3 separate regions of the Mus musculus genome follow, and all the other regions are linked to region 1. The links are chromatin loops, found by intact Hi-C in ENCODE. Cell type or tissue: gastrocnemius. All regions are shown on one strand. Each heading gives the region's core, and the rest is flanking DNA. Links, peaks and the distances in the headings are about the cores only.

Evidence for each region. Peaks named below come from ENCODE experiments on the same cell type or tissue, not always from the same donor. Only the 100,000 strongest peaks of a DNase experiment are listed, where the experiment ranks them.
Region 2: a loop joins it to region 1, with 2.0 times the contacts of the local background. A loop is called at or near these places in 6 of 42 quality-filtered maps.
Region 3: a loop joins it to region 1, with 2.1 times the contacts of the local background. A loop is called at or near these places in 6 of 42 quality-filtered maps.

What each region holds. Positions count from the first base shown.
Region 1 is chr6:34,749,424-34,759,411 of GRCm38, forward strand. It overlaps Cald1 (caldesmon 1), which reads left to right. Exons shown (of 14, transcript NM_001347100.1): 6 at 4,020-4,165; 7 at 6,211-6,475; 8 at 8,561-8,701. Among named protein-coding and RNA genes, the nearest start is that of Gm38787, 22 kb to the left of the region's middle. In gastrocnemius, for the core only: a CTCF peak has its summit at 5,287 (motif pointing left); a DNase peak (open chromatin) is centred at 5,253.
Region 2 is chr6:34,668,158-34,678,145 of GRCm38, forward strand. All of the region lies in intron 2 of Cald1 (caldesmon 1), which reads left to right. Among named protein-coding and RNA genes, the nearest start is that of Gm13861, 19 kb to the left of the region's middle. In gastrocnemius, for the core only: no CTCF peak of the experiment used is centred there; no DNase peak of the experiment used is centred there; H3K27ac peaks cover 1,856 bases.
Region 3 is chr6:34,681,727-34,691,714 of GRCm38, forward strand. Cald1 (caldesmon 1) reads left to right here. Exons shown (of 14, transcript NM_001347100.1): 3 at 4,237-4,348. The coding sequence starts at 4,278. Among named protein-coding and RNA genes, the nearest start is that of Gm13861, 33 kb to the left of the region's middle. In gastrocnemius, for the core only: no CTCF peak of the experiment used is centred there; no DNase peak of the experiment used is centred there; H3K4me3 peaks cover 593 bases; H3K27ac peaks cover 3,224 bases.

The DNA.
Region 1 (9,988 bases), core at 2,937-7,936:
AAGGAGGGAGGAGATGCAAATACTGATGACCCGGAAACTGAATTTAGCTCTACCAGGCAGCTAAGGAGACGGCTGAACACCCTGGACTGTGTAAAGGTCCATCTGTACGACAAAGCTGTCTCAGAACCAAACTCAAATAGTGTCAGACACGGGAAGAAAGCGTGAGATCTGCAACTCAGTGGTGAAATGTGGGCAGAGGGCTTCAGTAAATACCCTCTGCTGATGTGAAAGTTCATTTAGGCCAGAGAGTGATTCACTTTTAATGGCCAAAGCATCCCACGCCTCCATCTGAGTCAGAGGAGGCTCATCCTCAGTCATCCCTCTGCCTCTTCTCAGATAAGGGAAAGTCCATGGTATCAGTCAGACACCCCAGGGAATAGCTGCTTTCCAGTCCCTTTCCCAGTGTCCCTTTCCCAGTTTGCCGAACAGCACATTCCAGGGCTCAGAACTTCCGGCTCCTTTTTTATACCAGGCTAGATAATCACCTCCAATCAGCCTTTTCAAAAGATCAATTTTAAGATCTTATCATTGTATATAGATAAACTGCGACTGAATGGATAGAGTTCTCCCTTCCCAACTAGCTGGACTGGCGTGTTATATAGGCAATTTAAAATCATTTAGCATGATTCAGACATTTTGAATAACCCTTTCCTATTATGCCCTCCCTTCATTTCTTTTCTTTCTTTCCTTCTTTCCCTTCCTTTTTTCTTTCTTTCCTTCCTCTCCTCTCTTCTCCTCTCCTCTTTCTTCCTTTCTTCCTTTTGTTTGTTCTTTCCTTTTTTCCTTTCCTTCCTTCCTTTCCTTTCTTCTTTCTTTTATCACAAAAGCAAGCAGAAACCTTTCCTGGCAGGATTAGGGATCCATACAACATAAGCAGCTAGGCCAATCGAAAGTGAACACAAACATTCCTCTGCCCTGCTAAGGGAAGCATTTCCCAAAGTCCCTCCAGTGCTTTAAAACACAAACAAATAAACAAATCCCCTGTATTCCTCCACCGCAGCTGAGCTCTGTGGCAGCCATGGAGTGCAGATGATCTCTGACTCTGAGACATAGTTAAGTTTCTGTCTCTCCTCTTCCATTACAAGCTGTCTCTTTTCAGTTCTTCTATTTGGTTTTGTTTTCTTGGCTTTTAACAAAGAGAGAGAGAGAGAGAGAGAGGGAGAGAGAGAGAGAGAGAGAGAGTCAGTCACAGGGTCTTTTGTGACTTCGAATCTAATATTCCTGTCACCCAGGCCCACATGTCCTGAACAGACAGTGTGACCATAGCATGCATGTGCATCCAGGAATTTGGTTAAAGAATGACTCAGGCGCTTTAAGCTGGAGTCTAAGCTCTCTGCTGAAGGTCTAAGTTGTCCATGAGCCAAATTTCAGGAGCAAGGAGCCAGGAGGACATGTGTGGGGTAGAGCAGGGATCCAGATGAGGATTTGGGGATCTGAAGCTCATGAAGGCCTGCAACTGACATCCAAGTCTTGCTGTTATTCTGGAACTTTGTCGTGCAGAGTAGCATGACTCAGAGACTCCCGTCTCAGGCGGGTCCATGTGTTCCCTTGGGCTCCTGAGTTCTCTCCAGCTTAAGGTCACGCCTCCTAAGTTCCCACACCCCCATATGCTCATGCTTTCTACCACTAAGTAGCCCAGCTAAACGGAGTCTCATCCAAACATCTAAGAATCTAGAGGCTGTTTAAAGTACAGCCATGTTATCTGTGAATGAAGAGACCTGCTTGCTCTTTCAACACTTGTGACCACCCAGTGACCTTTCCGCAGAGATCTTTCTTGGTGGTAACATTCCAAGATACCTAAGAGATCTAGTTCCCAGCGACTCAGAAGGCTGTGGGCTTGCCATGAATTTGCCATAGAATCTAATCCACTCTACTCTTTAAACTAAAATTTAAGGATCCCCTGGAGTCTTTTATTTATTTCTCAGGAGAAAATAACTTTCAGTCCAACGCTAGTCATCATTATTACATTAAGAATGTTTCTAAGAAAGTTTTCCCCCTGAGAATATGAGGAGACCACCCACCAAAACCCTTCCCAACAAGTAGAGTGGGAGACTCTTCTTCTCATAGACATCTAATGCTTTTACAAAGCTATTTTAAGGTTTTGTTTTGTCTTTTTTTTTTTTTTGTTTTGTTTTTTTTTTTTTTTTTTTTTGGCCAGTAAATCTGATAATACCTTTTGGGGAAATGAAAATATTTCTGACTTCAAAATAAAAGAAGTGAGTTAAAAGAAATTTACCTAAGCAGTTGCCACCATAAACTGTAAGACTTGACTCAGAATTTGTTTCATGGGTATCCTGGGAATATCTCCCCTCACCTCTATATTTGTATTCCCAGATACATATTAACCAGGGTGTGAACTCTAGGCCATGGTGTCTAGGACTCTATCCAACAGTGACAGGCCAAAATGAAACTAGACTGTCTCCTCCTGCCTTTTCAGTGACTACCAATATGTTCTAAAGGGCAAGGACAGCCACCAAGCATTCTACTCTCTACACTGCTCTACAGGGCCCAAGCCTCCTTCTCTCACTCATAATCATCCAGGGGCCAAGAGGACAATAAGATGGTGGGATGTGGAAAGTGATCACTTCATCTCACTATATCTTGATGAGATTCCCAGAGAAACTGGGTTGGTAACAGCCCTAGAATCAAACGGCCTCCTTGGTCGAAGACAAATCTGCCAGAGAGGACATGGCGGCAGCATTGCAGCTCCCCCTCTTTAGCATCCAAAGGAGAAAATAACTTTCAGACAAACGCAAGTCATCATGATTACATTAAGAATGCTTCTAAGAAAGCTTTGCCTGAGAATATGAGTAGACTGCCCACATGTCCCTTAGTATACATGGACACCCATGTATATCCCGCCTTGTAGGGAAATCAAAGTCTTAACTCACTGGAGCAGTGTTGGTGAGTAGTCCATCCATGGTGATTTAATACCATTTAAGGAAGATTATCAGGCAAAGGGCTATAAAAGGTAGTCCGTAACACTGCCATTCTACCTTGTAAAACATGCCTTTTAGGAGTAAATGTCCAGAGGGTGTCAAGAGTCGCTGGAAAGCAATGAGTGGTCAGGTAAAGAGAGACAGTTATGGACATCCTAGAAGCCTTGTTTTCTCATGGTCTACCTTTCCTCTTCCAAATATTTCTGCTGAGCACTAGCTCTTTACGACTATCTCAGAACAGTGGCGGTCACTCTCTCCTGCTCATGTTTTAAGAATGGATGAGATAGTAATCTGAACTCTCTGCCCATCTCAAAAGCCATTTTGAAATAATGTGTCTTATCTACCACGAAGAATTTACCACACAACAACCACAAAAATACTTAGGTCCACTTTCCCTCCAGATAGCCTTTCTTCTGTTATCTGCAATGATCACAAACCCACTTCTGGAGGTCTAAATCTTTCCTGCCAATGGATATCAATCAGTGTGTACACTAGAACTATCCCTGTCCCCTGCTAATTTTAGTGATTTATGTGGCTTCAGACACGGTTCTAAAAGTTAGGTTTTATTACCTCCTTGGGACACCATTCAAATTTGACCAAAGCACCAGAAATGGCAGATCTGGACCACCTGCTGGCTTTCCTCTTACTTCTTCCTTATTAGGCTTTGATCAAAGATGCTCCCTTTAGCTAAGAAGAAACTTGGCCAAGCTACATTGCCACTCTTCCATCAAAATGACCTGTAAGTGTTCTTCCTAGTGGGAACTGCAAGCAACTAATCTTAGGTGGAGTTCCCAGGACTAGATAGCTTCTAAAAACAGCAACAGTGCTGCCCCCACAAATGAAAACCCCAGTGAGATCAGCAGAGGATCTTGACTTTCTAACGTTACAGTCTAAGTCTGTCTCACAGGCCAAAGAGCCATGACTTACTCTCTATTGATCTTCTTGATTTTGTTTCTATATCATGTTCTGGATGGTTGCTCTACCTCAAATCTAATGACTTCCTTAAAAGTCATTAAAAACAGCTAAAACCTAGTACGATGTTTATAGTTATCTCTCTTCTTGATATGTATCCTTGGTTAGATCAAAGATGAGAAGATTAAAAAGGACAAAGAGCCCAAAGAAGAAGTCAAGAGCTTCTTGGATAGAAAGAAAGGATTTACAGAAGTGAAGGCGCAGAATGGAGAATTCATGACCCACAAACTTAAACAAACCGAGAATGCTTTCAGGTAAGGCGTGACTATCTAAGAATCTCCGCATACGTGGGAGGGAGAATGGGTCTCTTCATCATGTGCCTCTGGACAGAAAGGAGCTAAGCAGATGGCATTCTTCTGTTTGGAGGTCATTGGCCATTGACTTAAAGATACCCTGTCACTGACAGTAGACCAGCACTCATTGCTCAACCACAGCTTAATTCTCTTCTATTTCCTTTTTCTTTTTCTTTTTTTTTTAATAGCGAGAACTATAATGCTTAGTGCCCATGTTTTAACCTAATACACTTACGTGGTACCAGTGGATTAAGAAATATCATAACTGGGATTAATATCATTGGTTCATGCCTTGTGTGTATGGTTCAGACTATTTCCTACAAACCTTCCTCTGTTCGTTTTTATAAAGGTTGTAAGTGAGTATTAGTCTGTGGTCCAAAAACTTGGGGCACATTAGATTAAGGCAAATCACAGCTCATTACCATAGGATGTTAAGAGCCCTCTGGAAATTTGCAAGGGAACCAAGGGGGACACCTGTTTTTACTTTCCCATTTTTTTTGAACTGTATACACACATACATACATACACATGCACACACAAGAGAGAGAGAGAGGGAGAGAGAGAGAGAGAGACTTAACAGATTACCAGCTGAGCTAAAAGCAAGCTGTATGCCTTGTGTCTGATTTGCCTTAAATCTACAAAAGCAAAAGGCATGACAGGACTTTCCGGAAGGTATTACCATATACCACCCTATGTTGTAAGCCTACCAGCCTGTACAGGTAGAGGCAGAATAGCCAGTCTTACTCCTGTTTGGGCGAAAGTTGACTTGATTCTTAGTTTTGTTTTATTTTTAATTTTGTTCAAAAGTAACATTTATTCCAGACATTTTTCCATGTATGGAATACTCACGATAGATAGACACACAGGATCAGACAATATACATATAACTTAATGTAATCAGAAATGTATATTTTAAATTGGCCTTGCACTATGCACGACCGTGCTGTGTAGCCAGCTTTCCATCCCAGGGAATCTAAGCCTGCACTTCCTGATGTGAAGTTTGCCTCTGCCTGACTGGTTGTACCAGAGTCTCAGGACAGACACTTTGATTATATAAAGACCGAGCGACACCTAGTGGATCCCAGAGATGAGTCCATTTTCTCATCCACACCTCATGATCTTAGAAAGAGCAAAAACTAGTGTACCAAAACTGCAAAGAGCCTCACTGAGAGGAGTCACAGGCTTGGGACCCTGTAGCACTGAGAGAGCAATGCAGGTTTGTAAGAAACCCTTTAACCTCGTTCGAGTTCAAAATGAGAGTTCCTCTTTAACCATCAAGAACCTAGATGAAATATGTTTATACTTTATAGCCTCAGCTCAAGTAAACACACTGACTTTATATCATGACCCTTACCCACACACACAAAAATATATATATATGTACATACACATACACATTACAGCTAAAAAAAAAAAAGTTGTTTCAAAATATGGTACTATATTTTTCTCTACACAATGCACTTCATTTTTTCCCACTTTTTAAATCTACTAAATTGATGATTTTTTTTACCTGAAACCTGAAAGGCCTATCTTAGAGGAGGCATTATATTCCAAAGTGTCCAAAGCATGAGGTGTATAGTCAAGATGAGCTCTGTACACTGAACCCTCAATCCCCTTCTTGTTTTAATTCTCTAGCTCCGTAGCCAGAAGCTTTGTGCCATCCATCACACAGAGTAAATGTTAAACAGCGGGGCTTCATCTGTCCCTGTCGAAGGTGTCTGGGGTGGGATTCCTGTGTTGGACTCACTATGAGTTAAGAAGTGTTTAAATGGAAGTCAGTATTGCACAGATATGGGATTTTTTTTTTCCACATTAGGTGCACCATTTTTACTTTGCCCTAGAAGAGAGTATTTATATTCCACGAAGATCCCCCAACCACCCCCCAGGACTGGTGTGCGGATCAGGTGCCTGGCTTTAGCACCTGCAGGCATACACCCGCCCCCTTCCTTCCAACGGGGGCTGCAAGACAGAACCAAGTAACTGCCTTTCCTTTCCTCCTCCCTCAGCCCCAGCCGTTCAGGAGGCCGGGCCAGTGGGGACAAGGAAGCTGAAGGTGCCCCACAAGTGGAAGCCGGCAAGAGGCTGGAGGAGCTGCGCCGACGCCGCGGGGAGACGGAGAACGAAGAGTTTGAAAAACTCAAACAGAAGCAACAGGAGGCAGCCTTGGAGCTGGAAGAGCTGAAGAAAAAGAGGGAAGAGAGAAGGAAGGTCCTGGAGGAAGAGGAGCAGAGAAGAAAGCAGGAGGAGGCTGATCGAAAAGCTAGGGAGGAGGTAAGGGCTGCGTGGCCCGGCCGGGGGAAACCTGCCTGCCCCCACGTCCTTAAGTGCATGGCTCACGACCTTGTAGCCTAAAGAGGACCAGCCCCTCAAGGAAGCTCCCTGCTGCTCTTCGGAGTATGGACTCTGGGGCAGTAACAAACCTGGTAGTTCCGTCAGTAGAGTGCTCATTCCAGCATGCACAAAGAAGACTCTGGGTTCAATCCAGAGCAGTGCATATACCCAAGTGATGGAGTACTTCTACAATCCTCGGGAGGTGGGGAAGAATCAGGAGTTCAGGGTGGTCCTCACTACACATCGAGCTCAAGGCTAGCCTGAGTTACAGGAGACCCTGCCACACAATAACATAACAACAACAACAACAATAATAGTAATAATAATAATTTATTATGATGATAAACTTAGCATGTACTGGCATGTTTCTGAACCTTGAGTACTTGTGTCTCCATTTTCCTAGATGAAGAAACTGAGGCACAGGGGAGTTGTGTGAAATTTTCCCACTTAGCCTATTTTTCTCTATAACCTCTCAATAAAGAACAGTGGGAAATCTGAGAAAGATGAAAAGTCTACAGCCTACCACAGAGCCAAGCTAGGAAGCAGGGTGGGTGTGGCGGGTGTGTGCCTGGCCTAGCACTGGAAGACTGAGGCTTCAATCTTGAGTTCCAGGTTAGTCTGGGCTCTATAGTAAGTTCCAGTCTGGCCTGGGTTACACAGAGAAACTCTGCCTGCAGGCAAAATCAAACACAAAGAGACAGAAAAGAAAAGCAGCTGTTCCATGATGTCCAATAATTGAAGTCTTCATAGAAATGTTATAGATGATTGTATGTGTGTGTGTATGTGTGTTATGCATATATGTGCGTGTACCTGTGTATGGTGGTCAAAGGACAACTTTGTGGAGTTGATTTTCTCCTTGCTCATTTAATGTGGGTTTCAAGAATCATATTCAGGTCTCCAGGCTCCTACCACAAACCTTACTGCTGAGCCATCTTTCTGGCCCTAAAGTTTCTCCAAGCAGACCAGACCCAACTGCTGTATACCAGGACCCAACCTGGGACTTGCTGTGCCACCCGAGCCCTGTCACAGTTGACAGATGCATTTGTTCCATTCTTAACACGGAACAGATCAAGTCCAAGGAAGGAAACTTGGCCTCAGCACATGAGAAATATGCTCCATCAGCCTCAGCCTAGATGGCTATGGTTTACAGAGTACATTTTTCCCCCTTCATCCTGGGGTACATTCTCATTTTATGGGGAAAGGAGCCAGGAATCTAATCATTAGAGTGACTTGTTTGAAGATGTTTAATGGAGTAAGCATGGAGGTCCTGCTTCTCCAACTCCTGAGCCTAGAACTTTCCAGGCCTCAAGCTCCTATTCCCTCAAAATATGTGAAAAGATTTTCATTGGTTTTTCTGACAAGGGTGTTATACAGTTTCCCTAAGTTGTGTGGAAATTTAATTATTCCGGTGTCTCTTCTAACTCCAGTTTTCAATGAGGCCAGCACCTAAAATGATGTCTTCAGTTGAGTCAGGGGCTACCACAAAATCATCTCAATGTGTCAACCTCATGTAGTTTGCTAGACTTGGTACCATAGATTTATTGCCCTTTTTTGCACAAAGGATTCCACCTTGACAACTCTTCCCTGGAAGCAGGTGGAGGGGGCCTTTGTATTCCTTTGCCCTTTTCAGAAGTGGAAGGTTGCTGTTAAATGACTTACAAGATGTGATGATAACACATCACCTTCAAGGGAGACTTGTCAAGCAGGGTGGCAGTCTAAACGTTTCACACACATTTTTCTAAACTAGTCATTCATAAAACTAGATGATTTCTGCGGTTCTGTTTGATAAGTGGGGAAACTGAGGCAGGTAGCAGGTAAGACCAAGGTCACACTGATGGAAAATGCCCCTCCAGAATGCAAATCCAGGCAGCTGGACTCCTGTGCTCAGGGGCACCCTCTCCTGAGCATCCCAGAAGATGGGACAACATACGTACTAGGGTTAAATCTGTTGCCCTCTGATTGATGATGCTCTTGGGCTCACAGCGCTGAAGCACGTTATGATGCTATTGACTCTGTCTGTCTCAGGAAGAGAAGAGGAGGTTAAAGGAAGAGATCGAAAGGAGAAGGGCAGAAGCTGCTGAGAAGCGCCAGAAGATGCCAGAGGATGGCCTGTCAGAGGACAAGAAGCCGTTCAAGTGCTTCACTCCTAAAGGCTCGTCTCTCAAGGTATCTTCCCAGAAATACTTCCTATAAAAGCTCCCTTCCAGCATCATAGGAATCTCACTAGAGTCCCTTTAGGTTTTGATCATCTAAGACTTCCCTGGCTTCTTGTAGCTCTTTGCTGTCCTGTGTTAATCTGTCCAGTCTACTTTACCGAGACATCTTGGACCGGGTAACATGAACAACTTATTGCTCACAGTTCTGGGGGCAGAAAAGTCCAAGGTCAAAGAAGGCATTAGCAAATTCAATATCTGACAATGGCATTTTCTTGCTCTGTTCTCCTATGATGAAACAGAAAAGAAGGAACACACAAGCTCCATCTGGCTCATTAAGAAGGGCACTAGTCCCATTTATAAGGAATTCACCCAAAGGCCCTATCTTTTATATAGCACATTGGGAATTGGATAGTACCATATGGAGAGCGACAAACATTTGACCCCTGACTCTTTCAGCTGCTTTTTATGTTAATGTTGTGATTACTAAAAGCAGAGCAACTGACATTGGTCCAGATCCAAACTGCAAAGCTATTTCTGTAGGAGATGAGATGCAACTTGGATAGGGATCTTTCCCAGTAGAGTTCGATCTTACTACTGCCTTCATGGATCAGAGCTCCTAACTTTCAGGGCAGAAGTTCTTTCTGAGAGAAAAGAGGACCAAAAAGAACTGAAGTCAGGGAGACTGTGGAGTGGTTGAGATGTTGGGGAAAGGCAGTCCACTCAGTCACTCAAACCAGGAAGCCCTCGGGGCCAGCACAACAAGGCCTGCAATAGGCCAGCTTCATTTCTGAACACCGACACTGGAATTGACAGCTCTAGAGGATCTAATAGCTTTTCTGGCCTCCATGGGCACTGCATGCTGACATACATACAGATAGGCAAAACACCCATACATATAAAAATTTAAAAAATAAGTCTGGAGAAAAAATAGTGCTTCAGGCTGGGTGTGGTAACTCACTCTTTTGATCCCAGCACTTGGGATACTAGAGCAAGAGGCTCACCAGTTCAAGGCCAGCCTGGACCTTGCGAGTTCCAAGTCAACTTGAGCTGCAGAGTAAAACTCTATCTAAAAAACAAAACAAGACAATAAGTGTTTTCCTTTGGTTGTTTGAGAGCTTTATGGCAAACGCTTGGCTTGAGGGTCACTGGAATGATCAGCAAGACAAAAGGAACAGCCAGGAAAGCAGTCATCCAGCCAGGGAGAAGTGTCCTCCCTCCTCGCTGCTTATCTCCGAGCAGCCACCAGGGCAGCCTGTCCCTGGTCCTGCTCTTTTGTTCCTGGATCAACAAATAATCA
Region 2 (9,988 bases), core at 2,305-7,304, 82 kb before region 1:
AAATTAGGAAATACCTCAATAGCCAAGCTATGTAGTATTGACTATTAAGAGTAGCATTGGCAACTGCGGTAAAGCAGTTGAGTGAGGGGGCTGGGTGTGGTGACTCATGCTTGTAATGCTAGCACTTGGGAGGCAGAGGCAAGAAGATGGCTACACGTTCCAAGCCAGCCTGTCCTATGCAGTGACTTCTCTGCAGGGATGTAAAGTAAGGAGAGGGGAGCAGTGCTCAGCGCAAATGATAAGAGTTGAGATAGTGATAATGCTCAGTGGTTAAGAACACGACTGCTCTTCCAGAGGATCTGGGTTCGATTCCCAGTACCCACACGGCAATTCACAACAGTCTCAAATTCCAGTGTCTGACACTTGCACACAAAATACACATAAGTAAAACACCAATACACATAAAATAAAAATAGATAAATTATTCAAGAAAAAGAGTCTGGGGAAAAGGTATGGGGAGAGGGAGAGAGAGAGAGAGAGAGAGAGAGAGAGAGAGAGAGAGAGAGAGAGAGAGACTGACTTCAGGGTACAGGAGAGCAAAAGCAGCCCAGAGATTGAAATGAGAATCAATTGTTCCAAGACTCCTGAGTTTGGCCTGACAAAGAACTGTATTTGTCTGCAAAGGTGGATGACAAGGAACAGTCACTTAAATGACACTGTCTACAGAATCGGTGTCCCGCTCAAGGGAGCCAGCTCCTTTCTCTGCAACCCCTTGGACACCGTTACCCTCCCAGTCACCAACCCTCCCCAGTGATAGGTTCTCTGATGACCAGGAGTTTTAGGTGCCCAACAGCTTCCAGATCTACCCAGCATCGCTGAATGGAGACAATAGTGAGCATTAAGTTGCCCCTGCTTCCAAATTTAAGACATGTTTGGGTTGCTCACCGAAGGAGAGCCAAGTGAGCTGAAGTGAGACAGCCTCTCCTTGCTAGGGTCAGTTCAACCTCCTCCTCCTCCTCCTCCTCCTGCTCCTCCTCCTCCTCCTGCTCCTCCCCCTCCTCCTGCTCCTCCCCCTCCCCCTCCTCCTCCTCCTCCTCTCCTCCTTCTCCTCCTCCTTTTTTGCTATGTAACATCTGTTTTTGAAATTTGACTGAGACCCTGACTTAAATCCATTTCACTCAAAAAACAGCAAGAGAACATCTTGTTTTCATGAATGTCCAGGGCCTATGTGTCAACAAAATAAAAGGCTGGTTTGTAGTATTCAGAGTGGAAAAGCTGCTTGTGAGATATTCTGCCACAGGGATAAATTTATTACAAACTGTTCTTTTGTTGGAATTAAGAAGCAAATTTGAAAGCACAGTGGACCAGCTTTGTTTAAATCAGCAAATTTCTTCTTGCTGGTGGGTGAGAAACCTGCTTTTAACTGTCAGAAAGTCATTGAGCTGGATAGAGTAGAGAGATGGCCTCTCTTTCCTGTCTCTTGCCCTAGTTGATATCATAAATGGATTTCCGTTGTCTGCATAAATTCTAGCAGACACAGTCCTGTGGGTCATTATTTTTATATTCCTTAGGTTCTGAAGTGGAACAGGAGATGAAAATATATCATTATCCCTCACATGTGACTCCCCCCCTCCTCACTTGTTTAGAAGAGAGAAATGGAAAGGATTTGTGTTTTTCTGCACTTAGAGAACTATGCCTGGCATGTAACAGGTGTCAATTTGTGTTTGTTAGCTGAGCACGCACTCTAACGTTTACACTCTCCTTGTGGGTGCCTTCCTGTGTATAAATGGCTATCACCCAGGTTTAAAGAGCAGTTAGCATTCCCATTGCTAGCTCTCGTGGCAGCTTGGGCTTCTCATAATTCAGTTTTTATTTTCATTATTCCCTATTATAGCCACCACTGGCTATAAGTATGGTGGGGAAAGGCAGGGTGGCTATTTGTTTCTTATATCCATACCATAGTTTGTTTTGTCTTGCTGTGATAAAGCACCATGGTCAAAAGCAGTTTGAGAGGAAAGGGGTTATTTGGTGTATACATCCCAGGCCATAATCTACCATTAAAGGAAGTCCAGGCAGAAACTCAAGACAGAAACCTAAAGGCAGGAGGGAAAGCAAAAACTGTAGAGAAATGCTCACTAGCTTGCCCTCAGTTTCCCTTTCAGCTCTCACCAAGGACCACATGCCCAGGGCTGGCCCTGCCCACAGTGGGCGGGGCTCTCTACATTAATAATTAGTTGAGATGTTACCCCCAAAGGCTTGGCTAAGTCTAATTGTATGGAGGCATTTTCTAAACGGTGGCTCCCCCTTCCCAGATGGCTCTAGCTTGTGTCAAGTTGACACAAAACTAACTGCACATCACACAAAGTGTCTGGTACATGGCCGACATTTTATACATATTTATTGACTGGTTTTTTTGGGGGGGGAGGTGTTTTGCTGACATTTTCCCCTTGATGACAATTAGAGACTCTCAACCACTCTTGATTGTAACTTGGTTCAAACACAATGGGGAGGGCAATGGAACTTGTAATTCAACTGAATATATAAAGACTGTTTGTATGATGACACTTTCATGTAACTATACATTCCTTCCATAACAGATGCCTACTGAAAATCATGGTAGGATCTGTTAGTTAAACCGATCTTTATTTTCTCAATGTAAATCTGTTAGGTTGAACCTGCCATTCAGGTGAGAATTGATGTTATATTCAGTAGTTTCAGACTGAATAAAAAAGTTACCTATTATGTTTGTGTTTTGCTTGTATGTATGTATGTATGTATGTATGTATGTATGTATGTATGCATGTGTACCACGTGTGTACCCAGTGCCTGAGGAAGTCAGAAGAGGTCACTGGATCCCCTGAAACTAGTGTTACAGGCTATTGTTAGCCAGCATGTGGGCTGTGGAAACAAACAAGGATCCACTGCAAAAGCAGCCAGTGCTCTTAACTGCTGAGCCATCTCTTCAGCCCCAGTTTCAGAATTTTTTTTTTAATTTCTCAAATGATTAACTCATAATTAGAATGGGATTGGATCTATGAAACTTTATCTTTATTATCAAGAAATCCCAGCTTAACAGACTGTCTACTAAAGGCAGTCAGTAAGATGCATTGGCACCTGATGAGCACATGGCTTAACATACACATCCACTTGTCCAGTGGTGACACTGTGTCTTCAGTGGGGACAGGGTGGGCTCATTCCCTCCATTTCATTTTTTGATGCTTGCGTAGACAGGGTTGACACTGGAATGATCTGTGAGTTCTGATAGTTCCCAAGAGAAATGCTGGTTTGTTTACAAGAGGTAAAATTCCACAATAGCTTTATTATTGTTGTTATTTGTCTATTTGAAAACATTCCCAAAGAAACAAATGTGGATTCAGGAAAAATATTGGGGGGAGGAAAGAAAAATAATACTCTGAATTCTGACCAGTTCTATTTTAATAGGTCAAGCTGACTGCCAGCTGGCCACAGGACGGACTACTTGTAATCTATACTTTTGGTAGGCCACATGTAGTTCTTGGAACTGTTTATATTAAACTGCTGAAATTTAATTATTCTAAAATTGGCAGAACTCTCTTTGATTACTTAATTCAAAATTGCTTAGTCATCTTTTTACAGAGTGTAGACAGCTTTTGTTTAAGTGTGAATAATTGAAGAATGCAAATGGGGTCCCCAAAAGGCTTTAAGTCAGGTAGAAAAATAAGAAATGACCTATTTCAAAAAAAATTTTTTTCAAGATCTTTAGCAAGTGGTGGCCACATGTTTTAATTTGACAAATGAGGTACCCGTCAAATCAAAATCCTTAATTACAAGTCCTTTCTCCTCTTTCCTTTGTGGATTTCGTCAGAAGCCAAACCTGCTGCCTGTGGCTAATCCTACATTTTGCAAAGCATGGGCTTTCTACTAAGAAAACAGAGGGGAAAAAAATCCAGAATCAGTCATGAGCAAAACTTTCTTGTTCTCAAACAAATCAGAATGCTACTGCAAGCCGGGTATCACAGAGAACCCTCTTTGGACTCTTGGGATTGAAGGTGGATCTTCTCTTCCTGGAAACTCCTTACCTTTCAAATGCAAAGCAACTTTATAGCCCAAGAGTAAACCTGGTGGGCTCAATGGCATTCCTCCCAGAATTTTAAAGCTAGATGGTCCCCAACATCTCCATCTTCTTCCTGGGTATGCCTATGTCAGCCCCACACTCTTCTGACCTAGGCTGGGGTTCCTAAGAAAGACGGTGAGAAAAGATAGAAGTTCAGTGGCCACTGGCTAGTGAACCCTGGCCTGGGGAGGGAAGGCCCCTAAGCAAACATTCAGAACCATGCCTTCTGTTTCTAATTACTGAGCATGGTTAGAGAGCGAAATCGGGCTGCACTTTTTTTCTCAGACTGATGGAAGCATTTAAATGAGCTCTCAATGTCAATGTTTTCTAATTATGATGGAGGAGTGGCACCTCCAAAGGCCATGGGCATTTGAGGCTTTTCCATCTCATCTTTCCTTACAGATGTCTTCTTTGATACCCTCTCCCCTCCAATACAGATGTCTGTCTACACTCTCCTTCCCGAAACTAGAACACCCTTCTATCTAACACAAGGTTATTCCTCTACAGAGGAAAAAAAAAACCCTATAACTGTAATCCAAATATAAAACAGAGCTCCATTCAACCACCACCACCAATCCCACAGTCACAAAGAGTTACACTAAAGGTGTGGCCTTTAGATAAAGCCTTCACTAAATTTGTCTGTGTACCAGTTTCCGCCAACGAATAAGCAGTGTTCTGTAGTATATCACAGTCTAACAATCATGAAGCAGATGCTGAGTCAAAGAAAAAGAATTAAGAACTCCGAAGGGTAATAAAAACTATCACCTGAAGGATCCCACCGTCAGTTACAGAAGCCTGACAGGTACCTAAGTGACCTGTACACCACACACAAAGTGGATGGTAGGAATATATCGCTGGATCAATTCTGGACTCAAGTCAATGAGTATGTTGTCTTAAGCAAGTCTCCAGTGTGAGCCACATTGTAACAAAAAGTCTAGCTATTCCCCACTAATGGAGTAGTTAGACCTGCTGTCTGGAAGGCTCCTGTGAAAAGAAGAAAGCCCTTTCTCATTTGCTTCATCTGTCAATTTGTACACTTCACTGATGTGACCATGGTGTCCAAAAGGCATAATGGGTCATGTCTGTTGGTTAGGTTTCAGCGCTTTCCTTTGTAGGTTATAAATTCCTCAAAGACAGTTTCTATTGGCCTCATAATCACAGAGATGCATTTGATCATCAAGACTGAATAAAATCAAAAAGAAATTAAAAAGGAAAGGGAAGATATGCCCCTAGGTGTGATGGAAGAGAAAGTTTACTGTAGCTAAAAAGGAAAGCACAACCGGAGTCAGAAACATCTGAGAGAGTCCAGAGTGCTCATGCTCCTGGGCCATGTGAGGAGGAGTGGAAAGGGAGAGAAGAGCGAGGGGAACCAGGTCAGCATCCAGGAGGCCAAAGGTACAAGATGTCTGGAGTATATAGGGAAGAGCATCTTGGGGAAGGACAGCCTAGCCCCTGGGCTGGAGAGTTCAGGGTAGAAGATACAGCCTACCAGCCACACCCTGTAACAGGTAGGGACTGAGGGATGCAAGGAGAACCTGAAGGCCTGTCTGCTTTGGTATGTTAAATAGGTACCGCACCCATTTGTCTCAGGCTTGAAACAAAACAAGCAGAAGTTGAGACATACACTAAGGAGTAATTAATGTGTGATGAGGGTACTACCAGTTCCTGGGGGAGTTGGGGGAAACCACAGCTCTAAAAAAGACACCTCTGGGATACACCTTGGCCTTGTTCCTGGTGACATAAATGGGTCTGCATCCCACCATCTCCATTCTTCCAACCTGGCCCTGAATCTGGTATTTGGCCACAAACCAAATAGTGTTATGGAATAAACCGAGCAGACCAAGAAGGTCCTAGTAAGCCAGCAAGGAAAGTTATCATATATAACATACAGGGGGTGGGGGTGGGGCGGTCTCAGAACCTTCTAATCTTTATTTCCAAATAAACCAATCTGGGACCTTGTCACTCAGTTTGAAGAGCGATCTGATCTTTATTCAGGTGACTCACTGGCCTCTTTTTTGGAATTTGCCAATCCTTTCACTGCCTCAGCTGCAAGGACCTTGTCAAGCAGCACTGACCCACCCAAAGACCGCCCACAGGACTGTACAGAGGGTACCAATGGGGACACCTAAGGAACACTCCCACTTCTAGGTGAGGATCTCTAGTCACACCTCACATTTTATTAATGCTTCTGTATATGTGCACACGTGTTACATGTGTGCATGAGTGGGTCTGTAGCCAAAAAGGAGGCTTTGAGGCTTTTGAGGCCAGAGACAATCTCAGGTGTCATTTTTCTGAACCCTTCTAACTTGGTGTTTTTGAAGCAGAGCCTCTTATGGGTGTCTCGGCTCACTGTTCGGGCTAAGCTGGCTGGCAGGAAGCCTCAGTGTCTCACACTGTAGTGCTGGCCATCCTGGAGCTTATCACATAGACCAGACTGACCTCAAACACACAGAGATCCACGTTCCTCTTTGCCTCCCAAGCGCTGCGATTAAAAAACGTCACTATACCTAGTTTCATTATCTGAAGTGTTCTGCAGCCTCTAAACATATGTGATTTGTGAGTACTTGAAATGGGACTAGTGAAGCTGACGAGCTTGAGTTTTAATTTCAATGTATTTTGATTTCTTTAAATTTAAGTGAACTGTCAGGACAAGGTAGACTTACATAGTTAAAAATCTTTTTGACTTTAACTTTACACAAATGGCCATATCATCTCCTCCAATTTTGTCATTGTTATAACAAAATACCCAGCAAACGCAACTTATGAAAGCAAGGGTTTATTCTGACTCCATTTAATGAGGGATATCGTCCGTCACAACAGGGAAGTCATAGTGGGGAAAAGCAGATGGCTGATTGCACTGTGTCTGCAGTCAGGAAGCAGAGAGTGGACCACAGAGCTGCTGATCAAACCTCAAGACCCACCCCCCAGCGAATACGTCCTCCCGCAAGGCTCCGCCCCCTGAAGGTTCCACAACTTTCCAAACTAGCCCCAGCAGCTGGGAGAAGTGGTCAGAATACGGGAGCCCGTGGAGGACATTTCACATTCAAACCACAGCCCTCTGTACTCTTTCCAGGGATAGGCGTTCACCTCTTAGTAGTCCACTTCTCTGTTGCAAGCACCTAATCCGTGAGAATCCTTGGATCATTCTATCAGAGCGAGCTCTTTCTTGCCGTCTGAATTATGTCTGATAATTGTGTACATGCTTCTGTTATTGACAAACACATTCAGAGGGAACAGTCAGACGTTATTCTCTGTTTTAGCAAATCTGTATATTAATTTACATCACATGGACACAGTTAGTAGAGAACCTCTATCTTTGCCTTAGGGGGTCACCTCTAACATTGACTTTTTTCTGGAGTCCAAGAAAATATCAGTACCCACAGATTGAATCTTACTTGGTATTAACCTGTTCCTTTCAGACTGACTCCCTTTGAGTATATTAAGGAAAAGCAATTCAACTTTTACAGGGAACCAGATGCACGGGGTTCTACATTTCCCTTCTATTCAACTTTCAGTTTGGTCCAGTATCCATTCTCATCTCTTACTTATGTGCTGTGGTTCAAAAGCTAATGTCAAGTTTACCTATTTCTCCATGTAACTCCTTGAAATGAGTTTGAATTTCCTCTTTATACTTCGGAAAATCAAATAATGGTAATCTCGGATATTTGAGAAACAGACAGAAAATATCCAAATGGCAGTGCTACTATTCATGGTGACACTTCAAGATGCCACTTACAGTCATTAAGCACGTTGTCTTCCCAAGTGTTCCTCTCCAAGGCCAGGAGATACAAACAGCACCCATTTTACAGTCACACGCTGGCCAACTTCCAGAAGGTGGAAGAGAGGTCTCAAAGACATCGCCTTGAGTAGTGTGGTGGCCGAGAGGTCTCCTGCTTCATAGATGGAGAACACAGATGGAGAGAAGGTGCTTTTAATAGACTGAACATCGAGAAAGGGCAAAGCAGGTTACAGCCTGCTAACCCCTTAGAGGGCTTTGTGCTTTGAAGTCCAGTGGTTAGAGAGAAGGAAGAAACTGAGAGAGTAAGTGTCCAGTGCTCACTTCAGCAGCACATATGCTAAAATTGGAACCATACAGAGAGAGCAAGTGTCCTCGGGCTGGCGGTTTGGAGTCTTACCGCCACGTTGCAGGTCTGGAGAAACTTGCTCTGACGACTGCATGTATTTTTTAAGTAGCACAGATTTTTGACAAAAGATGGTAAAGGTTAAGAGAAAGTTAAGCCCAAACTGTTCATCACAACCCGTTTGTTTATTTGGTTTTTAAGTCGTCTCAAAAGAACTCTTCATTGGAAAAGAGCAGGACACGTTGATGTATTGATTTTTTTTTTCTTTTTTAAGAACAAAAGTTCATTTTCTACAGTCATAAAGAAAACTCTGTCAGATTTACTACAGAACTACCACAGATGTACGTTTGCATAACTTCTGAGATTCATATATAATCAAGTATCAAGGTCTTTGATTCACTTTGTAAACACTACAGTTAATAAAGTAGAGAGAGAGAGAGAGAGAGAGAGAGAGAGAGAGAGAGAGAGAGAGAGAGAGAGATGAATTGAGTACAAGAGTATGTTTCCTATACTCAGATGATAAAATATAGTCTAAAGAGGCACTGACTAATCTGAGGTACAGTTCCTGAGAGCCTGCTATGGGCCAGCCATGAAGGGTCTGTTTTCATATGACTATATTATCCTCCAGTGGCCTTGGGGATCAAAACGCATGAGAAGTAAAACATCAATAAAGTACTAAATGCCACTTAAGGAACATGAGTGATGTGCCATGGGAATGATAAGATTATTAATTAATTGTTGAAATGAGTTATGGACCCAAGGAGGTCCTCATTTGGGCATCGTGATGAAGATGGGAGCTGAGTCAGGAATTGATGACTGGATAGTAAATAAAAAGAAGGAGAGCCTGGTAGGTGGATGGGTTAGAATGAACAAGAGCATAGTAAGAAAAACGTAAAACGCATTTGAAAGCTAGTCAGACGCACATCTTTAAATCTCTGATGCCTGCTGTGTCACTGACAGCTTAAGAGGAGGATTAGCAATCTCTACATCATAAGATTTTTGAAAAACCAACTTTGTATGTAAATAATTTATACTCAAAAGAGAAAACATAGGTATGCTGTGCTTAGCACTTCAGCTTTACTACACAGGAGACTGGAAATAAACTGACAGCATTCTATGGAGAAAGATGAGTCTCTGAATGCTATCTGGTCCAACTATCTCACTTGCAGAGAAAAAAACACAGGGAGCTTGTTTTATCTTGGTTTTATTTTGTTTTGTTTTGTTTTGTTTTGTTTTGTTTTGTTTTGTTTTGTTTTCAAACTCTTAAGTTCAGGGCACTGTTTGGCAGAAGTTTATAAAGGGGACAGTCAAAGAACTGAACTAAATAGAGACACCCTGAAGAGCAATGATGGCGAATCTACTGCAGTGTATTATAACCAGAAATCATTCGATAGCTGTCTGATGAAGAGAAGCGTTACTGAGTTGCAGCAACAGCCCAGCTGATATTAAAACAAATCTTTGCACTAACCAAAATATGCCCCTGACTTTCTCCCATGAAGCTCTGAACTGCGAGCATAAATAGAGACAGTGACAGGCATGACCCAAGGTGGAAGTGGACATTAGACCTGCCTGTATGTTAGTGTATTTTCTTCTGCTTTAACAAAGTGCATGAGGATAGATGTTTATAAAGAAGGAACTGTCTTCTGCTCAGTGAAGACATCATGGTGGATGGCATCACAATGGCCTGAGTATCTGTAGGAGAAGATCTTCTCAAGTAAGACAAGAAACCAGAGAGCAGGAAGGGCCAATCATGCTTTATTTTTTATAGTAGTTCAAGTAAGAGGTCCAGGGTCCTTTGAGACTAACCCTAGTTCTTTTCCAACGTCAGGGTCTCTTGGGCTGTGTAACCTTCTACTAAGGCCCTCCTCTTAAA
Region 3 (9,988 bases), core at 3,188-8,187, 67 kb before region 1:
TATGAAGATTAATAGATGTTTGAAAACATGATTTTGAAAACTGGAAATAACAGTTGATTGTCCCTCAATTGAATCTCTACGTGTAATGTGGCAGGAATCTGAAAACACTGAGAAACATGTTTGTTTCGCTGTGGTATGATTCTAAAGTATATTATTGTTAATGAACAAATTTCTTTTTTCTTTTTTTATTAAAAAAATGAATATCACTATCTGCCTACACATACACACACATGCACACACACACCAAAAGAACAATTTCTTGGTTAAAGAATACTAATCAGAAATTAAGCTCAAGTTTTTAAGGAAAATAATCAAATTGGATTCACTGGATGCAGATATACTTTCATTACCAATCTTGAGAAGGAGATGGAGAAGAAACAAAGTCAGACAGAGGCAGAAGGATCTCTATGAGTTACAAGCCAGCTGGAGGTGGGGGGTTGGGGGGGGAACAGAAAGAACACAAATGAAGAGGAAGAGGGGGAGGGGAGGAGGAAGCACACACTCACTTCCCCCTCCACCCTTTAGAAGTGCAGGAAGAGGAAAGGGAAGCTCGGGAGACCCTGAGGTGCTGGCGAGCCGGAGAGGAAAGGACTCGGGTCCTGTCCTGCCTCTCGCCTGGACCATGAGCTCTGTAGAATCTTTAGCCAAGGAACCGGCAGTGTGACCACGCCTTCTGAAACCCACAGCACCAAGTTACTCCTTATTCACAGAGTAGGCCAGCTTTCAAGAAAACCCAACGTTAGAAACCTTAACAGAAAGACCAATACAGTCCTGGGTAAAGATATATCTTTATATAGTCTTTGCAAAGACTGTTTATTTCCTAACTAAAGGAGTCCCCTCAGAGTTCTCTGAACAGCGTGACAGTAAACCCTGCTCCACATTTAGATTTTCCTAAAATTTGTCAGGAATCTCTGTCTGTCCCTTACATGGAAACCTCCTTTAGCTTGCTTTTTCCTCTTGTGCTCTGTCTAACGTGTGACACCTAAGAGCTTCATGGTTGCTAAATACTCTCTGCCTGGACCTTTTCCCACTCTGCTTGTTTTGAGTTACTTCCTAACCAATTTTACTGTAAAGTGTTCAGCACTGGCTGGGGGAAGGAGAGGAAACGCGACACTACTATCCGGGGACATGTGTACTGCTTTAAGTCGGAGCATCACTTAGAATTCTATCCAGACATGGCTTCTCCTACACAGGAATAGTGTGATATGAGGGGGTCTTGCTTTAAGACCAGCCAAGAGCCATTCTCATAAATGTACCTCTCTGCTGCCATAACACACACACACACACACACACACACACACACACACACACAGACACACACACACACACACAGACACACATAGACACACACAGACACAGACACACATAGACACACACACACACACACACACATAGACACACACACACAGACACACATAGACACACACACACACACAGACACACATAGACACACACACACACAGAGACACACATAGACACACACACACATACAAACAAGCATGTACATGCACAGACACACACATACAAACAAATATATATATATATATATATATATATATATATATATATATATATATACACACACACAGGCAAACACATACATAACACCTACACAAAATACACACATAAACATATACAAAGACACACACACACATAAGCACAGGTGCACAGACATTTGCACACATTTATACAAACACACATAAACCCAGTAAACACACACAGCAACCAAAAGTCATACTACAGAAGGCACACATGTGTTTTCTTTCCACCAGATATTCACAGGATGTAGTCCACAAGGGCACTGGTTTAGAGTTGCATGAAGAAATACATTTTTGTGGTCCCTTATTCCCCCAGGTAACATACATAGTCTATACCCAAATCATAAGTAGCTTTTCCATGGTTAAGAAAGAAAGCAGGCTTCCAAGTAAGTAGTAAAAGGTAGGGAGTAGGAGGGCAGATTGAAGAAAGAACTTGCATGGGGGCGAGCCAGAAGGGATGTTCAACCACATTAAATACATGGGGCTTCTGTTCTGTTTACCTGTACTGCTGTCTCTACAAACCAATGCCTTCCTGGTCTTCTCAGGGCTCAGGGTACCTTGTTTGCTGTTCTTTGACCCTTCCAAGATACAGGTATAAGCATAGCCCTGGGGCTGCCAAGCAGCAAATGACTGTTTAAGGTTTGATAGGCAGGAGCACTAACCATCTCTGAGGGGGCTTTCCCAGGATTGACACACAAAAAAGCAAGAACGGTTTGCTCACGGGCAGAGTTCTTCCTCTCGTAACTATTTCTCTAGCTATAAGAGGTGGTTTTATGCAACAAAAACTATATGTAAATGCATATACAAACATATGCAGGATTAGTGTGATATGTGAGTGTCCTATAACACATACAAACACATACATATGCACACACATAGGCAGACACAACACACACACACACACACACACACACACACACACACACACACACACACGGAAGAAAATAGAATTTCCCCATCCTACTTTACCAGCTTGGTCTACTATTCCCATGGCTGCTTTATACCCTGCACTTGGTCAGAACAGCAGACAGAAGAAAGCTTTTCAGGTGGTCTCATAGAAGCCTTCAGATCAGTTTTATTTTTTAATAATTATAGAGAGTTCAGACTAGAAAATGTATAGAATTGTAGGGGCATTGGTGAGAAAAGAGGGATTTTTTTTTCGTTTTGTTTTGTTTTATTTTTTTTTTTATGTTCCTCTCTGAAACAGGTTCCCACTCTTTAGCCCAATCCTCTTGCCTCAGTCTCTCAAGTCCTGTGATTTCAAGCATGCTCTGATATATCTGGTCTGAGAAAAAATGTGTTTGGTGAAATGCAAAAGGAAACCTTCTTTCTTTCATGACTAGAAAGTATTGGGACCCTTCTTCTCAACGTGAAACAAAACAATTGAGAGTTTTTTTTTTTAAACTCCCAATAAAAAACCAAATCCAAGTTTCTAAAGATGCATAAAGAGTTTAATACCGTAGAGGATGCGGGAAGTGTGAAAAATCTCAAACATTGCATGGTTTTATTTTTGTTGGCTGAGATTTGATTTTTGTTTTTATGCACTATGAAAGTGGTGAGGGCAAAAACCTTCTGTGCCAATTTATTTCAGATTCTTTTTATTTTATTTTTTTCCTGAAATCTTTTCCAAACAAAGATGCCATCCTATGATGGTTCTGGGGTTTTTACCACACCGATTTTCTTGCTCTGGACAAATGGCTCAGCTCATCTACATAGAAGGCACTGGAAAATATTTTTGTGAGCTGAGTGCAGCCAAGCGAGCGCCTAGGAATCCAGAGGAAGTGGAGGCCTCCTGCTCTGCACAGGAAACAATCTTCCAGCACGCCTTAAATGCCAGATTCCAGGCTAGTTTAACTAACCACTGACAGCTCTGTAAACAGAGCGGGGACAGGAGCCCGCTTCCCCTTTCCTGGGAGTCATTTTGGGTTTGGGGGCCGAAGGGAGATTCTGGAATATTTGACTGCATGGCACAGATACACAGCGGAAGCAGGCTCAGCATCTGAAGAGCTGGAAATTCTTCCAGAATCAAAGTCATCTCAGAGGAGGTAGGAAAGGGTCAAACGGTTGGATTACATCTGGAGAGAGCCAGGATTTTTGAGCTCTGAAGACAGTTTGATCAAAACTTAGCTGCCTTCTAAAATACTGCTTCCTAGGGATTTTTTTTTCTCCCATGATTTCTGCATACTTAAAACAAACAAGCAAACAAACAAAAACAGTGCTAACTAACTTCCAGACTATGCAAACGATGCCTGCGTGCAGCATTGTCTGATTTCTCCTTTCCTCTGTCTGCCCCCCCCCCACACACACACACACATACTTCTTTTCTTGCCCATTTTCCTCTCAGTCTTTCTTTCGCTGTCTGTCTTGTTCTTTGTTCATTTGGGTGTAAGTGTTGTCTGGAGTTCAGCGAGAGACAAAGGGCTGGATCATCCAGCCATTCTGAGGCCATGCTATCAATATTTCTGTCTCCTGAGATTCCTTCTTACTTTTTAAATGTAATCTGCACTCTTACTTGTTTTAATAGCTTTTAGAATGAAGGTGCACTCTGTTTGAGGTCAGCAATTGACCACTGGTTGCCTTAGCCGTATTCTAAGGTGTTTTTCTTAAAAATAAAGAAAAGATGATGGTGTGGGGTGGGAGGGACTAAATCAGGGGCTCATGACTCCTTGGTGATCTTGACTCCGCCTCTTTCCTTTAGATCAAGATATTATCTGGGTTCCCTAAACCCGAAACCTCACTATGGATGATTTTGAACGTCGCAGAGAACTCAGGAGACAAAAGAGGGAGGAGATGCGGCTGGAGGCAGAAAGGTAAGGATCCAGGATAACAGATATTCACATCACCAGCAACCTTGTTTTCAGATCACAAGGACTCTGCCCTCTGAAGGGCCAGTTGTGTCCATATTGCACATCAAACTATTTGTAAAAAGCAGTTATGGGTGTAAGTATTTTTCCTGCTAAAAGTCTAAATTTTGCATTTAAAAAAAACACATTTCAAGAAAAATGGAGATCAGAGAGAATCAGATAATTTCGTATTTATGGAGGCTGAACATTGTAGAATTTGTAATGGTAAAAGATAATACATAAAGATAAAGGCTTCAAATCACCCATAACACTGGAATGACAGAAGATGCTGACTGTTGGCTATCAGAAGCAGTTTGGCAAGCCCCAGAAGAGTCTTAGCTCAGATTTGATTCTTATTAGAAAAACCGTTGCCTGGCCGTCTGCATCAGGAAGGTTACTACAGATGGTCTGAGTGACTGGGGAGGATGTGGGGGCTGTTGGAAGCTGTTGGAATGTGTGGGGCAGCCTTTGAGGTGGTGACTTAGGGGACAGGTGGTTGGAAAAATGAAGCATTGACATGTGACATCGAGGGTGGAAATGTGTATCTTAACATTTAGTTAGGCCTCAGACAGAAGGACAGTGGCCTCTAATGATGTGGCTTCGATCAGTAGTTTAAGGAAAGCGTACCAAGTATTCACAGGGAGAAACAAGCCCCAAGGTTTTGCATGCCAGTAATTCCAGTGCACAGATGCAAAGCATAGTGGGTACAAATGACCTACCGCAGCCCTGCCGTACAAAACTGAAAAGCTGTTGTTATTGTTATCAACCATTATTAATAACAATCCTATCTAAGTAATAAACAACGGCTGGATAGCTGGGAATTAATATGAATGCCAAGTGAAGGAAAGACTATTGTCACCCTGAGATTAAACTATTCACAGAAGTTTTGTTGAGAGTTGTGGTATGCTACGGAAAAAGTAATTGTGGAGATAAGTAAAACGGAAGCTGTCTAAAACAGAGCGTCAATAAAATAAAAGGAGGGAGGGACAGAGGGGAATGCATCCAACATAGAAAATGTATCTATCCGACTTTAAAATAATAGTTAATAATTAAAAATTTAAAGCATACAAAACTAAGGAAATGACCAAAGGACCGGTGGTTGCCAGGAGCTGGACAGGAGGGAGGGAGGGAGGAGCACACAGGCAGAGCACAGGATGTTAGACCCGCAAAACCACCCATGAGATAGTATGATGGCAGATGCGTGCCACTGCGCTGGAACTCAATGCAAATTATGGAATCAAAGTGGAATGACATGTGTGTACCTACATTATCCACAGTCACAAGTACAGCACTGTGTATGGGATGCTGATAATGGCAGAGGCTGCGGCTGCAACTGGGGAGGGGAGGGGACAGGGCAGCATGGAAGACTTGCCATTTCCACTCAACTTTTCTTTGAACCTAAAATTACTGCAAGGAATACAGTTTATCAGTAGAAATGACAGAGTGGGGTAGGAGAGGCTGACTAGGTGTGAAAACGAGACAAGCAAAGCTCCAGGGAGAAAGAATCTGCTGCAGGGAGCTTGAGAGGAAGGGCATCTTAGGACCCTCACTAGGGATGAGAGTGTGGTGGTAACGGTTAGTTACGGTGGACTGAGATTTAGAGACTTGGCATCAAGCATACAGTCGTGAGAGCCTGAATCAGAGCAGTCGGAGGGAGGAAAGAGATCCCACGTGGCAATCAGCAAACCTGTCAGGAGCAGGGACAACTCAGTCTGAAGACTGTAAGCTCCAGTTCCGAATTATTATAGTAAGTTAACCTAAAATAGAGCGCTTCCAAGGCTCAGAGCTGCAGATGCCTTCATCCATTCTCCATGCATGTTTATCAGGCATCGTCAAGAAAAGTCTCGGCCTCGTCTCCAGTGGAGAAAGGTGAGAAGACTCTATTCTTGGTGGTCATGGTCATAGTGTTGAATTTCAGGTAGAAACCACATCAACATGGGGATTTCCCCCCAGATGTTAGAAGACAGGAAACTTGGATTTTTATTCAGAAAGAAGAGAAAATCGTATAAGATAGGTCCATTGGGACAAACCCATTGCCAATAAAAAAAGCTGAAGTCATATCCTCCCCCACCCCCCAAAAGCTCATATGAGAGAGTAAGAGATCATAAGGGCATAATGGAAACATCACAGGGAGCAACATAGCAGAGAGACAGAGAAGACCTAGGGAAGGAGCAGACCTGAAATTGAGAGGACATTGAAGACTTGTGGACACCACCTAGACAGGAGGAACACACCTCTACTTCCTCTGCCTAATTCAGTGCTACTGGCCTTGGGATTCTCCTGGATTCTTGAGTTCTCAATCTACCCAGCAAATGCCTACCGAGGACTGATCAAGACGAAGTGTCTGAACAGAGATGGGAGAAACGAAGGTGATCAGCAGACACTTCTGTATCTCAAAGACTCATAGGAAACAAGAGTACAGAAAGCAGATGAGCAGAGGAGTAACCCTGAAGAACGCTGGGGCTAGAGGGATGGCAGAGCAGAGTGTGCACCTCGTTAGATGGAGTTCTACACCAACAGGCAGTGAGAAGCATCTCACAGTGGTTTAAGCCAGGCTGCGACGTAGGGTGAATAAGCTTCATTTTCTCATAGCCAGAACTCTAAGAACTGGCCACACAGCTGCTCCGTTCATGCTTCCCAGGGTGGTGGTGATGTGTGAACAAGGATTTATCTTCTGTTAGTGTTGGTTGTAAAAAAGCCTGTATGCCAAAGCTTAATTAGGCGCCATTAATAACCTAAAACAAATACATGCATCTTTATTCAAATATTGCTTAACCAACACTTCTGTCTACATTTCTGCTTGTTCTTAACAATGGCCCTATGTTTGTACTGATTTTACCTGTTTGTGTCTCAAGGGGCACTGTATAGGTCTGCTGTGCTGGAATTAGGTCAACCTCCATCAGCATTTGGTAAAATGATCATTTATGGCAGTAGTGAAAGTTAGACTTTATGGTCCAGCAAGATTCCATGGCAAGTTCAGGGTGTGTCCAGGAAACAGATGGCCAAACCAGGAATCCAGGGCTATCTAAAAATCATAGTTCAGATCTGAGGACAAAGGGCATGTAAGACCTTAGGCAAGTCCCTTCCTCTTCCTTTAACGCCAGACCCTGGCTTCCTTTGTCACAGGAATGAGTGCTTTCTCAAGGGAATCAGAGGTCATTTCCTCTTGCTTTTGGAATTGTCTACTTCTGTTTGCAATAAGTCAGATATTGCTTGATTTGAAATCAAATACGTAATACAGAATCTTACATTTTTTTTAAAAGACAGTTCTAAGGCCCTATAAAATATACCTAGGGCCAGGCAGGGGAAGAATTAACTGTCATCTGGATATGGAGAATAAAAAGAAGCCATGCCAGCTTCGGAATGGCAGTAGAGTCAATGCAGATAAAGTTGGTCCAAGGGTCAAGGCTACAGATGCATTCGTTTGTTCTCAACACATTTTATCAGGCATCTCTTTTGCTCTATGCTCTGTTCGGGGCAGAGGACTGGGTAATTTTCTCGGGGTTGGAATACTTGACCATCATACTCAGGCTTTAGGTTCAATCTCCAGCACCACAAAACTGGATAAATAAATGAAGTGCTATAACAAATGCACATATACATATAGAAAGAGTATCTATAAAGTGCAAGGTTCTGCCCAGACCTGTAGAGACCAACAGTCACCTGTAGGGATAGTGTGCCAGGAGTCAGGAAGACCATATTAGATTAGAGAGATCTTGACCAAAAGCATAAGAAAGACGTTTCGGTTGGCAGAAGGGGATCTGTGCATAACCAGAGAAAAATCTTAATGTGATGTTTCTAAGCAAAAGGCATTATTTGTATACATTTCAAGCTCAATGGCATTTTAATCAATTGCCTGTTTGAGCAAATGAATGTGTAAATAAATAAATATTTACTTTTGTTAGCCTCATGGGAACAAACAGCTGCCCACATCTATTCTGCTACTCTTTCTGTTTCTGGGTTTTTTGCATTCTCTCTCTTCTCTCTCTCTCTCTCTCTCTCTCTCTCTCTCTCTCTCTCTCTCTCTCTCTCTCTCCTTCCCTCCCTCCCCCCTCCCTTCCTCTCTCTCTCCCTCCCCCTCCCTTCCTCTCTCTTTCCCTCCCTCCCTCCCTCCCCCTCCCTTCCTCTCTCTCTCTCTCTCCCTCCCTCCCCCTCCCTTCCTCTCTCTTTCCCTCCCTCCCTCCCTCCCCCTCCCTTCCTCTCTCTCTCTCCCTCCCTCCCCCTCCCTTCCTCTCTCTTTCCCTCCCTCCCTCCCTCCCCCTCCCTTCCTCTCTCTCTCTCCCTCCCTCCCTCCCCCCCTTCCTCTCTCTTTCCCTCCCTCTCCCTCCCTTCCTCTCTCTTTCCCTCCCTCCCTCCCTCCCCTCCCCCACCTCTCACTCTCCCCTGGCATCTCTGATGTTCTCAGGGCATCATGCTCATCATCACAAAACTGCAGCCACCTGCTTCTGTGTCACTTCCTCTGCATCTTCCTGGACTTAGTGCTGACTGTAGATGCACAGGCTTTTAGGAAAGGATCCATACTTTTGCAGAGGCATTGTTTTATCCTACTTTAATACAGAGATCTTTTATATCTTTAAAATGTATCCAGTAAATGAGGACTAATAACAGCACAGCAGGAAACTTAGCTGGAAGTCATAAGGACATAAATACAGATATATAGGTATGTATGTTCTATAACAGCAGCTATCAATCTATGGGTTGTAACCCCTTTGGGAATTGAAAAACCCTTTCACAAGGGTCGCATATCAGATATTTACATTATGATTCATAACAGTAGCAAAATGACAGTTATGAAGTGGCAATGAAATAATGTCATGGTTGGGGGTCACCACAACATGAGGAACTGTTTTAAAAGGTCACAGAACTGGGAAGTTTGAGAACCACTGTTCTATATAAATGAAGGAACACTCAGCAGTATCATGATCAAAGATGGTAAGCTTAGCAGGTATGGTCATGGGTTTTGGCAGTAGGGCCTATGGGATTGATCCTCGGCCTATCCCTTAAGGCTGAGTGAGCACTGGTAAGACAACCAATCCTTCCAGTTTTCTGCTTGCCCCTGTATAAAATGAGAGCAACGGAAGTATCTACTTCATAGATTCTTACAGGCTGAGGAGATATGAGGAAGCATTAACACAGCACTTAGCATTTTGCAACAGTAGACATCACTATTAATGATTATTAGTTAATTTGATTCTCTGCAACAACACAACCTAAAAAAGTCAAAACTATCATTGTCATTTATACATCTCGGAGAATGTGAGCACCCTGAACTAGGAAGCCGGGATTTGCTGTTTTGTGAAGAACGGTGAGTGGGTTTGATGGCTGTCAAGTTTCTGTCAGACGGAAGAGGCAACGGGTTCACCCTGAGCCGTTCTTTCATGGGGTGTCTCTCCCGTGAAACAACCCTTGGTGGTGCTGCTCTCTGGGAGCAGGTCTCTGGTGGCCACACTCTGTGTCAGACTTCCTCTGCACCAAGCACAGGGCCAGGGCTCTCACTTTTCAAGTCATGAACTCACTACATTCCCGGGCATATGCTTTCCACACCCAGTGGCAGCTCCTCTTTCCATCAGAAGAAAGGCCTCTATTGTAGAACTGTTATCAGATTCC